Linked DNA regions of Homo sapiens: region 2 is linked to region 1. The links are chromatin loops, found by intact Hi-C in ENCODE. Cell type or tissue: PC-3. All regions are shown on one strand. Links, peaks and the distances in the headings refer to the core of each region. The heading gives the core; the rest is flanking DNA. Region 1 has its middle 210 kb from the start of LINC01912. Region 2 has its middle 180 kb from the start of LINC01903.

Evidence for each region. Hi-C counts contacts between places; a loop is a spot of excess contacts. Peaks named below come from ENCODE experiments on the same cell type or tissue, not always from the same donor. Only the 100,000 strongest peaks of a DNase experiment are listed, where the experiment ranks them.
Region 2: a loop joins it to region 1, with 4 times the contacts of the local background. A loop is called at or near these places in 1 of 110 quality-filtered maps.

Annotation. Positions count from the first base shown.
Region 1 is chr18:68,052,094-68,057,489 of GRCh38, forward strand. No RefSeq gene overlaps it. Among named protein-coding and RNA genes, the nearest start is that of LINC01912, 210 kb to the right of the region's middle. In PC-3, for the core only: no CTCF peak of the experiment used is centred there; no DNase peak of the experiment used is centred there; H3K27ac peaks cover 422 bases.
Region 2 is chr18:67,991,903-67,997,298 of GRCh38, forward strand. No RefSeq gene overlaps it. Among named protein-coding and RNA genes, the nearest start is that of LINC01903, 180 kb to the left of the region's middle. In PC-3, for the core only: no CTCF peak of the experiment used is centred there; no DNase peak of the experiment used is centred there.

The DNA of each region.
Region 1 (5,396 bases), core at 93-5,092:
ATGCCCTTATATTTTCTTGTGGCTTGATAGATAATTTCTTGAATCACTAAATAATATGGCACTGTATAACTGTATCAATTTGTTTATCCATTTGCCCATTGAAGAATATCATGTTTGCTTCCAGTATTGGTGATTATGAATAAAGCTTCTAGATACAGTTACATGCAGGTTTGCTTTTATTTTATTTGGAAATGAAAGTGGTGATTGTAATTTCTGGATCATATGGTTAGACTATGTTTCGCTTTGTAATAAATAGTTTGATTTTGAGTGCAACAGTTTCTGCAGATTGTATATTCCTCAAATGGACATGGAAGGGATTTTTTTTTTTTTTTTGGTATGACAAAAATAAGCTATTCTTGGAACAACAAAAAACAAGTAATACTGATGTTCTTTGTTTGTTTTAAAAACCTTACAAAGGGGAAAATGAAGAAAAAAGTTTGGTAATTGTTGAAGGTATATTATTTTCCAGGCACTGTGTGCAATTTTTTGTGTGTGTATACCGTTAGGAAAGGCAACCTTATGTGCACCGTTTTTTTGCACTTCATGCTTGACCTAATAAGAATGGGCCTTGGGCCTGGACCACTTTCTTATCAAGATATAAGAAAGCCCACACAGCCACTATAAGGAGGGCTCTGCCTCATGATCCTCCCCAGGGACCCATCCCACAATGCTATCACATTGGCGATTAGGTTTCAACACATAAACTTTGCGGGAACAGAAAAATTCAGATCATAGCAATGAGTAAAATCATTGTTCTCCCAGTGCTTGACCCTGTTGTGTTTTCCTTGGGGACTCTGATACCAAGATACAGGGGCAGAAGTGTTTAACTTCTCTTCCTGGTGGTTGGCATAATGATGATCTTTGCTATTGTCCATGTAGTTGGAGTCCTCCCATGGCATCGGTCACCAGTACAATGTTCTGCTTGATACATATACATTATAGAATAAACCTTTGAACTATTCGTTATTGAGTTTCAGAGACTCATTTGATTATGTTCTCACCTCTTGTAAGTAAATTCATGGGTCATCATAGTCAAAAACAGAAAGCAATGCAAATGGCCATCTAATGTATTATTGATACAGAAATAATTATATATTCTTACAATGGACAATCATACAGATAAAAAGAATTATTGATATGAGCAACAGGATGAAGTATCTGTGAGAGATCAAATTTTGTGAAAGAAGCTTGACTTGAAATAGTGTACACCATGATTCTATTTATATGAATTTGTAAGTCTTCTGTTAAAGTCAGAATAAACATTATTTTTGTGCGAATGAATATAGAAAAATTGACATAGAAACATTATGTAGTGCTGTCTTTGTCTTGATCTAAGTGTTATTTACATTGGTGTTTACACATAAAAATCATTAAGTCAAACAAAGATGACCTGTTCTTTGGTTACTTCATTTATGTACATTATTGCTCAAGAAGGACGTAAATGCTAAGATTTATAAATATTTCACTATAATAACCCCAAGTATGTGGGAAAGATAGTTGCTGTTTAAACATGGTAGATTAAAGGATAAATCAAGTGGATTCTTACAACTGTTAGGAAGCAGCCTACTCATAAAAAGGGATTGTGTCCCAGGAGCTTCAAGAACTTACTTACCAAATACTTAGTTATAAATTCCTCTTTTATTTCTATTCCTTTCTGTTATCCATAGCTGTTACGGTGTGTATCAGTTGGTTCTCATGCTGCTAATAAAGACATACCCAAGTTTGGGTAATTTATAAAGGAAAGAGGTTGTTGGACTCATAGTTTTACATTGCTGGGGAAGCCTCACAGTCATAGCAGAAGGTGAATGAGGAGCGAAGTCACATCATACATGGCAGCAGGCAAGAGAGCTTGTGCAGGGGAACTCCCCTTTGTAAAACCATCAGATCTTGTGAGGCTTATTTACTATCATTAGAACAGCACAGGAAAGACCCACCCTCATGATTCAATTACCTCCCACTAGGTCCCTCCCATGACACATGGAAAATATGGGGACTACAGTTCAAGACAAGATTTAGGTGAGGACAGAGCCAAACCATATAATGGTATTTGGTTAGACACAGCAGGGCTACAGGAAATTAAAAGAGAATTTCTTGTGCTGCTTTGATTAGAAAGCTGATGTACGGGTTTAACACCACCGTCTATTTGGGATGTAGCATTAGATTTAGTGACATGCTCAGAGAAAAATATTGAAACTCGTGGTTAAAGAATTAAATCTTTGAAATTTTCCTGTCCTTCCATCTATGGAATGCTATTTTCACTTTTTTCCTAGGGGATTCCGGCATGATTTTATGAAAGGAGCTAATAGGCTGCCTAAAATGTCCACTGATACATTCTAAATCTTGTAAAAAGATAGCTCTTTTGGTCTTGACAAAATAGCGTAGACTCGTCTCTCTCTCTCTACTCCTCTCCACTAATCATGCCTGTATACCCTGGAAGTAATACAAGAGACAATAAAAGATAACTGAAAGTTGAGAACAAAGAGGTGAACTATTTTGGGAACACATGGCATCAGTTGGTTGTCTTACAAATGCTCCCTCCCCAACAGACCAAGTCCCAGTATTTCTCAAATTCCAACCAGGCAAAAAAAAAAAAAAAAAAAAAAAAAACGCTGCCTAGGCAGGCTCATTCTTTTCCTGATTGAATAGGAATCTTGCCATCACCACCAGGTGAGTCTGGAAGAACTGGCAAGAGAAGCCAATGAGTAGTATGTGGCAGCCATCTGCCAGGGAAAGCACCACTTCTCCACCAGGGCTGAGACCCCAAGTCCCCCACACTCCCATCAAGGGCATAGCATAGCAGGCAGAGGACACTGTCAAGGGACTCCCAGCACAATACCATCTAGTCTGGCAGGTGTTCTTCATAAACACAGAGTCTGAGGCCTCTCTCTCCCATTCAGGAAAACTATGTGGCTGAGCAGTCTGAGGATCCTGTCACTGGAAGTGCTTAGAGCTGGAAGCCTCTTCCTTGCTCTGGGCCTGAGATCTTCCCCCTCTAGCACGGAGATATGGGGCAGCAGCAGGTAGCAATGGCTAGAGGAATCCCACCACCACAAGAAACTGACTTGGGAAGCACATTTTATCTCCACCAACCAGAGACTGTCTTCACATACCGATGGGCAACAGGTGGTCTGACCTTCCTCCTTCCCCCTCCAGCATCACCAGGAGGAAGCAGAGGGAGCCCAGGTGGCATAAGATAAATCATGCAGACCAAAAATACAAAGTCTATAAGAGTTAAACCGTGACTGGAGATATAGCCCAGAAGAGTAGGTCAGGACCTTCATGCCAAAACTAAACAGTGTTATTGGCTAAAGAAAACTAAACAGTGTTACTAAAATAAGGCCTTATCTATGAGTCTCCTAACATAACAGACACAATGTGCAGAACACAATGGAAAGCCACCTGTTGCATGAAGAACCAATAAAATTACAACTTGAATGAGAGAAACAGTCAACTGACACTGATGCTGAGATCAATCCGACATTGAAATTATCTAAAAAAATTAAAGATATTTTCATAAAATAATTATAAAAATAATGAAAATATCAAAAATTTTAACACAGAAATAGAAGTTAGGAGAAAGAACCTAATGGAGATGGTAGAACTCACAAATACAATAATGGCAGCAGCCGACTTTTTGAATGGGCACCACAGAAGAGTGGAGATGACAGAATGGAGCAGTAAACTTGAAGATAGATCAGAAGACTCTACCCAATGTGAACAAAAGAGAGAAAAGAGAATGAAAAAGAAATGGATAAAGCTCTAGAGACCCGCTCTAGAGACCTGCGAGAAATAATGAAGAGATCCGACATTTATATCATTGGATTCCCAGAAGGAACCCGATTTTCCCAAAGACCTAGAAGATTGTAGAACAAGAGACTGGGACAATAATAAAATTGTCCACAAAAAATAATAATAGTATTGCCAAGAGTCTTAAGAAGGCAGTGGGAGAGGGCAAAGAAAAATCTAACAATTTTGTTGATAATGCTAACCAGAAATACTAACAATTTTGCTGCCAAAAATCTGTTGAATTTCCAAAAATCTCAGAGTCTGGTACTAATTTGAGCATAAATCTGCATTCAACATAAATTCTGAGAAGAGATGAAATAAATAGAGTCTAATATTTTGATTCAGGTGTAAGGCAACATTTTATATTAAGTATAGATAATAATAATCTAAATGTTGGCAATAAAAGTAATAAATATCATATAGTAGCAGTATTTTTTTTACTTAATCCTTTGTCATTTCTATTTATTTCATCTGTATACTCATCATTTTACAAATATATTTTTCTGGAATGTCAAAAAGCAAAGAATAACAAGGCATATACATTCATATATAAATACTTTTTTAAAAAATGAGATTCGAAGATTAAGTTAATTTGAGATAACAAGAAAATCTCAAAAGAGGGAAAATTGAGCTCTATAGTCCTCAAAATCAGTAAAAATCTGCTGTCATTTATTTGAATATGGTAGAACGTCCTTTGTATAGAGAGAGGAACACCGAGGAGACAAATCTTATTTTAGTCGGCTTCCGCAGTCTCCCATCTCCTGCCCTTCTTTCCACAACAATGGGTCCTCTTCATTAACATCTATAAAATCATGCTACAGAAACCACAGTTTCCACAGTTTGCCCGGCTTCAACTGTTCAGTGACTTTTTAACCAGCAGATAGTTCAAATTTTGATTTTGTAAATAAGGGTAAATTTCAAGATCTCTTTTATTGTATCTCTGGGCACCATTTTTCCTTCATATTTCCCCTGTAACTAAATTCAATAATGTCTTTTTAAATTTTTAGTTTTTTTAAATTTTTATTTCTTCAATTTTCATTTTTAATTGTAAATTGACACATTATAGTTGTATATGTTTATGGGGTAAAAAATGATGTTATGATTTACGAACACAGTCATCTAAAGGGATGAAGCCTCAATTAGGAGAAATCAAGTTTTTTTTTTCCTTTGAGATATATTGCACTACATGGTGAATGTAGTAAATAGGAATGTATTACACAATTCAAAGTAGCTGAGAGTAAATTTCAACTACTGTCACCACAAAAATGGTAAGTATTTGACACGATGGATTTGTGAATTAGCTGAAGAGTGTCTCTTTGATTCTCACCCTGTCTGCTGGAGCCTGAGATCCTGCCCCTTACTAACTCGTGGGCACGACTATATTTTTATCTTTCCTTGGTCACCATTGGCTCTCTACAGGTGTTCTCTATATATTTTTTTTTGTAATTTATAAAGACAAAAGCAACTGTTGCAGAGATAATGCTATGTACAGAGTTAATCCTATATCATTTTCTTTTTTTCTGTGTATGTACAGAAAGACTACATTTTCCACCTGCCTTTCCTTTCAGATAGGTTTATGACACAAAGTTTTGATCAAAGGGATGTGAGCA
Region 2 (5,396 bases), core at 68-5,067, 60 kb before region 1:
GCAGTATCTGTTGAGGTTGACTGGTGCTTCCTCTCCCAAAGACTGGCACTTTTGCCGTTAGTGTTAAACATGTTAAATATCACTCTTGCTAAGCTACCCTTCCTGCCTTCCTCCGTCTGCCAACTTAAATGAATTTTTATTGCAATTATCATTTATCTGTATTTCTACATTTAAATAGATTTAAACTCGGGCATGTTCTGTTGAAAGAAAAGTTGGGGGTGGAATAATTTTTGGCATTGGGAAAAGTATCTGCAAAGATCTCCATATCTGTCACAAAAAGAGAGAGATGCATGGCAAAAAAAATGATATTGGAAAGATAGACAAAGTCCTTATCTTGGAAATATTTTTAAGCTATGAAAGCTAGTTTCATTTATTTTTAAAAAAAGTAAGGTAAAACATTGAAAAGATTAGTGGAGAAGATTTGTTGCTTTTTTTTTTCTTTTATTAAAAAGATAGCGTTAACACTGAACTAATTGCTAGCTAGCTGAAAGAGATGATATTATGCCGTGGCACTAGGTTTATCCTGATGAGGTTTGGCTATGTCTGCACCCAAATCTTATCTTGAATTGTAGTTCCCATAATCCCCAAGTGTCATGGGAGGGACTTGGTAGGAAATAATTGAATCACGGGGGCAGCTACCTCCATGTTGTTCTCGTGATAGTGAGTGAGTTCTAACAAGATCTGATGGTTTTATAAGGGACTTTTCTCCTTTTGTTCTGCATTTCTCCTACCTGCCACTATGTGAAGAAGGACATGCTTGCATCTTCTTCCACCTTGATTTTAATTTTCCTGAGGCCTCCCAAGCCATGCAGAACTGTGAGTCAATCAAACCTCTTTTCTTTATAAGTTACTCATTCTCAGGTATGTCTTTATTAGCAGTGTGAGAACAGACTAATACAATCTACATGATTAAGTTCCTGACAGTGAATTGTAATATTTTTGTGAATATATTTGCAAGTATTTCAATCTCTTTTAAGGTAGAGAAAGTTTCTTCTTTGACCCAAATACCTTAATGTTATGTGTAAGTTTGTTTCCAAACTGCTGATAAAGACATACCCCAAACTGGGCAATTTACAAACGAAAGAAGTTTAACTGGACTTACAGTTCCACGTGGCTGGGGAAGTCTCACAATCATGGTAGAAGGCAAGGAGGAGTGAGATATGTCTTACATGGATGGCAGCAAGCAAAAAGAGAGCTTGGGCAGGAAAAACTCCCTCTTATGACAACAGTCAGATCTTGTGAGACTTACTATCACCAGAACAGCACGGGAAAGATCTGGCCCCATGATTCAATTACCTCCCACTGGGTCCCTCCCACAACACGTGGGAATTCAAGATGAGATTTGGGTGAGACACAGCCAAACCATATTATGTTTGCTAGATGGAATAACTGTGCAAAGAGTTTAAGCAACCATCTTAGACCAGAAGAATCAAAGTGTTGGGCTCAGTGGAAGCATTAGAAATGGGGTCCCTATCAACTTTGTGGCACTTACACACCAGCGATGAACTTCCTACCTTTATAATTCTTTATTATGTGAGAGATATATTCCAGATTTAGGTATATCTTGTAGAATATTATATATGTATGTATTTATATTATATATTATATACATATATTTATTATATATAACTTATTTTATATATATAAAATATTCAACAAGATATACTTAAATATATGTATTTATAAAATTTTTATTGCAATTACCATTTATCTGTATATATACACATTTATAGGTATATATATGGAGACACACACACACATACACACATATATGTTATCAGTAACAATCTTAAGAACATAGATTTGTCCAGTTTCATCAAACATTCAGTTCACTTCCAATGGAAGTACTGGTGAGTAAGGAAGGTAAGATAGAAATAAAGTGAAAAAGAAAAACAAGCTACATATGGATGGAGACAAGGAGAAAAGGAAACATTGTGCAAATATTTAAACAATGCAATAAAATGATCATTAGATATTGAATAGGGAGAAGGACTTAGGGAGATGGAGGAATTGATGTTGACTCTTCTGTTAGTGTCTTGATTAATAAGTAGGACAGAGTATCATTATTTGAAAAAACAAAAGAAAAACGAGAAAAATGAAGAGATTGGGGAAAATATCATTAGATATTATTAGTTGCATTTAGAGCATATTAGTCTTGAGAGATCTGTGAGCAATTTTTAGGAATTTACTGGCAGGTAATATTATATCATATATATTATTATATAGTACATAACTATATAAATTAAGTATTATCATATAATATATAAATATTCATATATATTATATATAATTATATAATATAAATTATATATAATTAAATTTATAAATATATATTTTTATGTTTATATCATATATATATACACACAGGATATAAGCATAAAAACACACTGATATTCAGTGACATTGAGGATTGATAAGCAACTGGCATATCCAGCAATAAAATGGTTTTTCTGGTCAAATAGTGCTTATATATAAGTAGTGTGTGCCATAACTGTCCTTGTATTCATTAAACAGTAATTTTGTAATTGATGGTGACATATGATGACTAAGTAGAAAATGTATTAGCAACAAAGATAAAATGGCATATGTGAGAAGTTTTATCATTATTTTTTATTTTATTGCAGTGCCACCTAAAAAATAATGTGACATTTATGGCTGGTTTCAGCCAGCAATGTGAAGAAATATGAAATACATATCAATTCTATATCCCCTTATTGCAATGTACTCTGTAAGTTATAGTGAGCTGACATAATTAGGGAAGATGGATTCCTAAAGAACTCTCTGATAGGTGTCCACATTCTGTGAACTCTCATTCAGCTTTGCGGCTTCATCAGAAATATCATATCAGAAATATGAGAGAAGAGGCAGCATCAGCACTTGGAGAAGGTGAGTCAATGGCCCTGAATAATTATATGGGATCTTGAAGAAGCTCACAGCAGCCGAGGGCTGAGGGGCCACCATTTTCTGAGGGGGGTTCACTTCTGAGGCTTCATTGCTTCAAGGGCTGAAGCCTTTTTTGGTCTAAAAAGATTCAGAGATTCATGATGGGAAAAAGTCAAAAGTTCAACTCTAAATAACCTCAAGGACAGAGAATTTTGTATTCATTACTTTCATGTTCAATATAAAAAAGAAATATCGGAGACATGGCAAAAGGTATGGACCTACAAAAGGTTTCGATTTACTAGCTCTATTAAAAGGGAAGAGAAAGAAAAAGTAAAGTCTTGGTGACAGATCTGACAAACCCCTACTGAAATGGTGCCTTAAATCTTCAGCCCTTAAATTAGTTATCATAAGTCTGTTATTCCTCTAAGTGTTTTAAACAATAACATACGTATTTCTGCCCCCAAAGAACGGCATTTTAGAAGACGAACGCCAGAAGTCTTTGATTAACCAGTTTATTTCTGCTTGGACAAAAATAAAGACCAAAAGCTAGCTTTTCACCTCGTAATTGAATATGTACCTTCTCCATTCAAACTTCCTAGTTCTCCCAAGTCTTCAAAAACTCATGAAATATTATGATTAATTATAGATCTACAGCCAGGATAGGAAAATAAGAAGTCATTTTTAAACTGCAAGAAGCTCCTTACCTCATGTAGACAGGAAAAAGTACAGAAATAATGAGGGGAAACAGGGGAACCAGAAATAATTCTAAGTTCACCAGTCTTTCAATTTGAATCCTGGATTTCTACACATAAAATAGGTGTTATTAGTAACAACCTAAAGAACACGGATTTGTCCACTCCTGTCGCACATTCTGTTCACTTCCGGTGGAGGTACCGATAAGCAAGGAAGCTAAGATACAAATAAAGTGAAAAGGACAAACAAGCTATAAAGGGATGGAGAGCTGGAAGAAAAAGAAAACAATGCAAACATTTAAACAACTAATATTATGGCCAGAGACATTTTGATTTTGAAAATATTTTAATATATTAGAATTATTAATCCAAAACTTTGCACTGTGTCTTTATGAAATTGTATTACTGTGTTAGTCATGTTTCTCTACAGAAACAATTATGTGCATATGTATCCGCAGTCATGTGCCACTTAACAGCAGGAACTCTTTCTGAGAAATGAATCATTAGGTGATTTTGTGGTTGTCCCAAAATCGTAGAGTGTATGTACACAAAACTAGATAGTACATCCTACTACACACTTCTGCTACGTAGTCTCACCTACTGCTCCTAGCTTACAAAGCTGTACAGCATGTTACTGCACTGAATACTGTAAGCACTGAAAATATAGTGGTGAGTATTAAAGTATTCATGTATCTAAACATATCTTAATGTAGAAAAGATACAGTAAAAATACAGTATTATAATACACACAGTTCCTCATTGACTGAAACGTCATTATGCATGCATAAGTGGAGAGATAGAAAGAGAGAAAGATTTTTTTTTTTTAAATCTACTTAAGCTCATGCTAGTGTAGGTGCTGGCAGGTCTGAACACTGTAGGACAGGCTGGTAGGCAGGAAACTCAGGTAAGAGTTTAAGATGCAATCTTGGGTTGCAAGCTGGCACTTCAAGCAGGGTTTCTATGATTCAGTCCTGAGAATTCCTTCTGTTCAGGAAATCTCAGTCTTTGCTGGGTTAAGGCTTTCAGCTGTATGGATAAGGCCCATCCAAATTACGGAGGATAATCTGCTTAGCTCAATCAAAGTCTGCTGATTTAAATATTAAACACTCCTCAGAAGCAGCTTCACAGCAACATCTATACTGGTGCTCCACCAACAACTGGGCACCATAGCCTAGGCAACCTGTCACATTAAACCAACTACCATAGTGCTGATCACCATTTTTTGCATCTTGTCTCTAAAAGTGTCTGAATTTATTAGAGAAAGAGCTGCATTAGTAAACTAAAATAAATCCACTGAATCAGGACCTATTGAAACAGACTATATCATTATTTTTTTCCTTTTTAATACATTCTAAGTGCTACCAAATGTTGTCAACTATCTCAAAGTAAAAGTGTCTCTGTGGTTGAGTACTTTTATGTCTAATACTTTCAACAAAATTGTCTTGTGGGTATTCATTGAAGTATGCTACTTTCAAAGATGGTGACAGAATTTAAATTTAATACAAGAACTTCAAATTCACATTTAACTTATAAATAGATAAGTCAGGATTTCTTTAAGAGCCAATTCAGTATAGAGATTCAAAATGTCATGTATAACACTACAGAGCTCTAGATTTAAATCTGCCTTCTCCCATTTAGTGGCTATGAGAACTTGGACAAAATATTTATGTTCTCTAAGCTTTAGTTTCTTGCATTATGAAGTAGGGGTGGCAACATTTACCATCTAGGGTTTTATTGAAAAAAATAGATAATAATAAGAGACTCAATAAAACACTTGGTGTAGAGTGAACTAATTTATGTATTTTGTAAATAATAAATATT